Linked DNA regions of Homo sapiens: region 1 is linked to region 2. Evidence: chromatin contacts called from ENCODE Hi-C or POLR2A ChIA-PET data. All regions are on one chromosome and are shown on one strand. Each heading gives the region's core, a stretch centred on a gene start or an enhancer-like site at or near the end of the contact. The rest is flanking DNA. Distances are from core to core; before and after follow the strand shown. Region 1 holds the start of LINC02975 (long intergenic non-protein coding RNA 2975). Region 2 holds the start of LINC02913 (long intergenic non-protein coding RNA 2913).

The links. A loop is a pair of places that touch in the nucleus more often than their neighbours do. ChIA-PET counts read pairs that join two places held with the same protein, here RNA polymerase II (POLR2A). Pooled maps may share reads with other maps.
Region 1: a map of astrocyte of the cerebellum shows a loop between it and region 2 (5-fold over the local background). The contact joins the promoter of LINC02975 here to the promoter of LINC02913 in region 2. A Hi-C loop is called at or near these places in 12 of 168 maps with a recorded cell type or tissue (DLD1, GM12878, K562 and 8 more), 20 of 37 single-sample maps with no recorded cell type and 13 of 50 pooled maps. POLR2A ChIA-PET finds 5 or more read pairs at or near these places in 11 of 52 experiments (BJ, CD8-positive, alpha-beta T cell, Caco-2 and 7 more).

What each region holds. Positions count from the first base shown.
Region 1 is chr9:129,280,440-129,283,736 of GRCh38, forward strand. LINC02975 (long intergenic non-protein coding RNA 2975) reads left to right here and starts at 1,977. Exons shown (of 3, transcript NR_121587.1): 1 at 1,977-2,253; 2 at 2,491-2,619.
Region 2 is chr9:129,318,942-129,322,350 of GRCh38, forward strand. It overlaps LINC02913 (long intergenic non-protein coding RNA 2913), which reads left to right and starts at 2,075. Exons shown (of 2, transcript NR_149714.1): 1 at 2,075-2,105; 2 at 2,851-3,409. RefSeq lists enhancers at 1,545-1,604, 2,085-2,134, 2,457-3,025, 3,026-3,409 and a silencer at 1,765-1,884.

The sequences.
Region 1 (3,297 bases), core at 727-3,226, 39 kb before region 2:
TCTCCTGTCTCCGTGTTAGCGTGGAGCCCTGAGATGTTTTAGGAGCCGGCTTTCCGATTTCCATCTGTGTTTGTGGTGATTGCCCTGATCTTTCAGGCATTCTGCCCTAGAAAGCCCCTTGGGGAGGGGGCTTCCTGTTTCACCTGCTTGGACGTGGCTTTGGAGCTAAGACCGAGAGGAGTCAAGGTGGGATTCCTCGGATGCCCTGAGGGAGTGCGATGGGATGCCTGGGGGCTGCTCCTCCAGCCTCAGACACTCCTGCCCACAGCCCCTGGCCAGGCCCTGCCTGAGCCACTGCTCTAGGCTGCAAAGGGCTGGCTCTCATTTCCTAATTCATCCTGCCAGCTGGAGCCAAGGTGGACTCTCCCCATAGACTGGGATGAGTGCCCTGGCCCAGCTGGACCTGGTGGTGGCTATGAGCCCCCTTGTGTCACCTTTTCCCTACCCAGGGCTCATCACAAGCTGCAGGGGGATGCTCTTGGGTCTCAGGGAGAGTGGCCTGAGTCCCCCGGGGCTTCTGAGTGCATCCAGGCTGCTCTGCTGACCCTGGAAGGCAACCAGGGAAGCTGTGAGGTCAGGGTAAGGGATGGGCCTCAAGAGCGGGTCATGGCCCAGCTGGGGCCTGTGTGGACAGAGGCCTCACTGTCTCCACTGCATGCAGGGAGTCTTGAGGCCAAGTGACACATTTGCCACCTGTGACATACGCCACCAGCCCGTGTGTCTGTGCCCCAGATACAGCCAGCCAGTGCAGAGTGAGGCCTGCCAGGGCCCTGTGTTGTGGGGATGTGACAGAGCTGCCAGTCCTGGTGCAGGTGAGACGTCACCGCCATCCCAGCTGGTCTCCACCTGGAGGACAATTTGGGGACCTCCTGGCACCCTCATGCGTTCCCTCCCCCTTGTTCTGCGTGACTGCCTGTTTTAATTCACATGTCCCTTTCTAAGACTTACAACTGCATTTCTCATAAAGGAAATTATTGGCACAGGGGATAATTGTGATCCAACTCTCTGGCTTCACTTAGAAATCGAGAGGGTGGTCAGTGGGGTCCCACTTACGAGAAGTTCCGGATGGCAGAACAGTACTACAGACATCATGGTCCTCAGGAGGATGCTGTCCTGCCCCAGAGAGGCCGCCGAGGGCTGGCGGAGGGGACCTGGAAGGCAGGTGGGGTTGACTGAGATGTGCCAGGTCGGGAGGGAATCCCAGGGCGGGGACCCTAGAGAAAGCGTGGCACATCTGTGGAGAGCGGACGGGCCACGCTGGGAGTGGAGGGCTGAGGGCTATGTCAGCCCGCTCCAGCAGGAGGACATGAGCCAGGCCTGTCCAGAGGGCTTCTGCAACCTCTTCTGGAAAAAGGACCAGGGAGGTACCTGTTTCATGCCCAGGAGGTCATGATAGTGCCTATCAGCGTTAAATGCCATCTGGTCCTTGCCTCGCAAGGAGCCCTGTCCCCTGGTTCACTGGCTTAGGGGTGCCCCTCAGGTCAGTGTTTCCCCAGTGTGGGGTGGGCACCCTCGGTGACCTAGGAGACAGTGACGTCAGGGATCACACAGCCTCATACCACACAAAGGTGATTCCCTTCTCTGTCTCAGCCCTCTGGTCCCCTGGAGGGGAAGCTTGCAACTCCCCAACGCTTTTCTATCAAAATGCCATCGGCAGGCAACAATAGCCAGCTAGAATTTCCTAACATTGCTTATTTTAATTGTAATTTATTTTTACTTTTACCTTCTATTTATGGCCCATGATCTTAGTTTTTTTTCCACCTAACAGTAGTCACATAAAGTTCCCTTATGGATGCATTTACCTAAGTAATAGCAGTGAATGCTTTTAAAGAAAAATAGAGAGCAAATAACAGAATAAGGTGCCACTGGAAGGGCCGGGTCAAGAGGAGGGGGTGGACGGACCTGTGGGTGGCACTGGCTTTTCGTAACTCAGGAATCAGGAAGTGTAGTTGACACTTGTTTTGTTATGTTTGCTCCAATGGAAAAGGAAGCTGTGGGTGGAGACACATCTGACGGGAGGGATTTGGATCCTGCCAGCTCGTCCCTGCAACCCCCTACTCCGGTCCCCTCAAACCTGTCCGTGGCTGGCAGCCCTGTGATACCTCGCCACATTCTGCAACAGAATCCGAGATAGAGGTAGAAGTGGGGGAGTACGTCGTGGCTGTCAGGGCAGCTTTCTGTAAAATGCTGCCTGGAGGAGCATGTGATTCCAGACCCTCCTCTCTGCAACGAAAGTGAGGTTGACACCTGCAGGTATGATTGTAACACGACTTTTAGTTCAGGTGAGCGCAGCCTTCCTCTCCTGGAGCTCTGGCTCATCCAGCCCTGAGCTCCCCAGTCCAAGGCTCTCCGGGTACCTTGGGCAGCCTCCCTAGCAGGGCGGTGGGATCGGACCAGCTGTTCCCGGCTGCTGGTCCGTTCCAAGCTGCAAGGGCCTAGGTGCGGAGCAATGACCGGCAGGCCGAGCTCCCTCCCTCCCTCTCGTTGCAGGCCTGGGGCCTCCTGGCCCACTGAGCAGAACACACAGAAGCTGGGCCCACCCCTGCCCTCCCCACAAAGGGTCACGGGAGCCACCGCCTGACTTTGAAGCCCACTGACTTGCGGCTGACAAGAGAAAAGGTATTTGGAATTAAGTGAAGGGCGGGAGGCAGGGGCGGGCTAGGCCCTGGGGTCACATAGCTGCAGGCACCTTGACTGCAGCTGCCGTTGGCCCCAGTCCCTTACTTTCTAGGGTTCTGCAGTGGGCCAGAGAAGGGACTATTATTATTATTTCATAACATTTCATCCTGGCTTATTTCTAGCCCCTCAAACGGTGTCCGTACAGGGTTGAACTGCCAAGGGCTCCCAGACCCCTGCTGCCAAGGGGCGGCTGGCTTGTGGTGGCTCTGGGGAGGCAGTGGTGCCCGTCACTGGCACTGGGGAATCTTGTCTGACTTCCCTTTTCCTCCATCTCCTCCCCAGGGCCCGGCTTTTCCTGTGCCCTTCATTTTCCTCCCCCTGTTCTGGGACTTGTGGGTGTCCCCAGAGCAAATTCTTGGGGAGCCATGCCCAGCCGGTCTAGGGGGCACTCAGGGGCTTGCATTTTGTCAGGCTCCCTCGTGGTCTGGTGTGGGTACTCTGGGGACCACATTTGGAGAACCTGGGCCCCCCAGTTGTTAACTAGCAGACGAGGGCCTGTACTTAGGGGCCATTGTCCAGCGTTTAGTGCAGAGTGACTGGAGAAATGGGAGGACCAGACCCTGTGATGGGAGTGAGGGTAGGGGGCACAAGATGGGCCGCCACCCTCCAGGATCTCCT
Region 2 (3,409 bases), core at 825-3,324:
GCCCCAGGCTAAGCCACTTATACCCTAGATACCAATCCCTGGGGATGGATGTCATCAGTATCCCCATTTGACAGATAAGGAAGGTGAGGTTCAAAGGGCCTCCTGCCCCCCGTCGCCCCCGCCCTGGCCCTGTACCAGCTTCGAATGCAGTGGCAGGGGGCCACGATCTTGTGCCCAGGCCTGGTTCTCCTACCCCCAGCAGCGGGAGAGAATGCCGGGGAGGCACGAAGCCGATCCCTCCCCAGGGGGCTCCCACAGCTCCCAAGCTCACTGACACTTGGGTTTCCTTCCTCTCCTCTGGCCCTCCCCTGGCCCCCTCTGCTGCACCCCCAGCTTGTCCCACCCACCCTTGAGCTCGACCCCTCTCCCTCCCCGGTTCCCACCATCAAAAGCGCCTGCTGCAGGGCTTGGCTCTGTTTGGTTTCTCCAGAGCCTGCCCAGGGAGCTCTGCCTCTCGGAGGCTGTGTGCTCACTTTGCAAAACAGCAGAAATTTATAGCCCAAGTAATTGATCACGGCGCTTCTGCCTCCCTCCATCTCTCTCGGGCTCCTAATTCCCTTCTCCCGCTCTTCTCTTTTTTCTCAGCGCGCCATCTGTGGTGTCAGAGAAAAGGAAGCCAAAAGTGGGGGGGTGTTTCTAGTCCCAGTTCTGCCAATTACGAGTCACATGAACCTCAGTTTCCCCATCCGCAAAACGGAGAAGCTAATAATACCTGCTCACAAGTGTGCCGGGCCCGTGGAGGCCGGGGCCGGGAGGAGCACCCAGACGGAGTGACTTCTGGCCCTGAGCCACCCTGTGGGGGTGCAGGGTGGGGTGGGGGCCCACCTTCCCAATGGGGACACTGGGGCCAAGAGAGCTCGAGCCATTCACTCAGGGTCGCAGAGCTGGTAAACAGCAGCCCTGGGGCTTGAACCAGGTGAGTTGTACCTCAAAGACGGAACCATTAGGCCACACTCCCCCGACGCCGGCCCCAGGGCCCATCAGAAAACAGGTGAGCCTCCCCAGGCCTCCCAGACCCCTATTTCACTCCATTCTGGAGCTAACTGTGGGGCAGAAGGAGAGGCCACTAGGGCAAAGTGAACACTTTGCAAATTGTAGAGAGCCGCGAGGATGGAAGGAAACTTCACAATCATTCCCATCACTCTTCAGGGCCGGCCCCCCTGGATCAGACCCCTCCACTGTCTGGGAGACTCACTGGGACCTAAGAGCTTCCCTGGCCCTCAGTTGCTGTCTCTCCCTCCAGAGAAGCTGTATGAATAGCGGCCTCCCTCCGGCCAGGCCCCTACACCTGCCAGTCTCCAGGAAGGCCCACAGAACCTTGCAGAACAACTCACAAATGACCCCGAAGAGCACTTCACTCGCCCTTCCGTGGCAGATGAGGCAGCAGACCTGGGAGGGGAGGCCCAGGTTCCCGGCCCGAGCTCTGGGGGGCCCGGGGCTGGAAACTCCCCTCTGAGCCCCACTCCAGGGCGGGGCTGAGGCCATTCCTGACCCCTTCTGTTCGGTTCTGGGGGATGGGGGACGAGTGCTTCCAGGGGGGAAAGTGCTTGTCTTTTTTCCCCTCCGCCCTCAGTCTAGCTTGTCTCTGCCTGTGTACGTCTCTCTGTCTCTCGCTGTCTCTGTGTGTGTCTTTCTCTCCAAGCCCCCAGCCCGCAGGTACGGGCTTGCTTCCACCCGTGCGTGGCCCCCAAGACTGAGCACAGCTCCTCGGGTGTTTGCATCCAAGGTGCCCACAGCGCCCCGGCCTCCTCCCTTCCCCATGGCAGCCCCGGGGGTTGCTCTGGGCAGGGCGGTCCGCAGCTCGGGGGCGGCGGGCACGTTCTGTTCCCCGCTTTCGGGCGGGGACCGCAGGCTCCAGCCCCGGCGGCTGCCTGCTCCCGCCTGGCTGGCGGAGATGAGAGCCGGCTGCAGGGCTGGGAGCGAGGCAGCAGCACACAGAACAAACAGAATTTTTTTTTGCAACTAGAGGGGGAAGCACAGAGCTAAAAATAAAACGAAAAGATCAGTATCTGTCAGTCTGACAGCTGATTGGCTGCTCGGAGATGCATATAATTACCAGCAACTGGCGCTGGGTAGGCAAAGCCGGGAGAAACTGCTGAGACGAGGTTAGGATTTAACCTTTAAATTCTGGAGCCATCGGAAACCGAGGGGAGGACGACGGGTGTCGGTGCTAATGAGGCTGGGGGCGGGCGATGCGCGGTGGGCCTCCGAGTCCGGGGCAGGTCTCGGGGGTTCCCCGGGGAAGGCCCTGGGAGCCCTTGGCCCTGGCGGCCTCCGCCATCAGACTGGGAATGTCTCTGATTGGGTGGCCAGGAGGCGGTGGCCCTCCTCCCCGCCCAGCTGAGGGGTGTCGTCTTCCGCGAAGTTAGGGTCTCACCTGGGAGGCAAGGAGGGAGGGGGCTGCCTGAGGCCCTGGGCCCCTCCGGGACTGGCGCACCCCGTCTCACCCACATTCCTTCGCCTTTCCCTGCCCAGTGTGGATTTCCAAAACCCATCCCCGCTCCCCTCCTTCCTTCACCCCAAGTCACCCGTTCCCAGCTCTGTTTCTTGCCCCACCCAGGGAGGGCTTTTCCGCACCTCAGGCTTGTCCTAGGGCCCCCAGACAGACAAAAACTGCGGCAGTTGAGGGGTGTTGTGCTCTCCCTAAGCCTCAATTTCTTCATCTGTTAAAGGCAGGTGATGAAAATTGGGCCTACCTGGCTGCTGGTCAAATGCCAGGGCTGCTGTGGGCCCAGCCTTGCATGTTGACTCTCACCTGAGCCAGGAGTCAGGAGATCGGGGTTCTAGTCCAGCTGGGAATTGTCCCAGTGTGAATTGGGAGTAAGAGTTCCTGCCCTCTGACCTCTCCAGGTGGCAGCGGGGACCACGTGAGATGGCGTATGTGGCCTTGAGCGATAAACCTCACCTGTCGGGGGAGGTGGGCGAGGAAGCCTGCAGCTCCTGGAACCCACCACTTTTCTCTCCCAGGCCCTTGCCCAGGCTGTGGCCTCTGCCTGGAACCCCTTTTCTTCCCATCCGAGCCCTTCCCTTCAGTGCCTCTTCCTCTGGGAAGTCCTCTCTGGTGCCCAGCCCGTCCTCTTCTGCCCACTCTGGGTTTCGCACCCCATGCTTAGGCCCTGATTGCCTGCTTTGCACACAGGGCTGTGAGCTCCATGAGGGCAGGAACCACATGGCTGTTCACAGCTGTGTTGCCAGGGCCTGGCCTGGAGACCCTCAGGAAGTGAGACATCTGAATCCTCTGCTCTGTGACCCTGGCAGCCAGGTAGAGCCATCTTGGCCATGGCACCCAGGCTTGGAGCAAGCAGCAGCCTCATGGGTGGGGAACCACGTTTCCCCAGCACATCGGCAGGCCCTAAGGGGACATTCGCTTGGCTCTGCCCTCAGAGCACTGATGCCCGGGGGACACTGC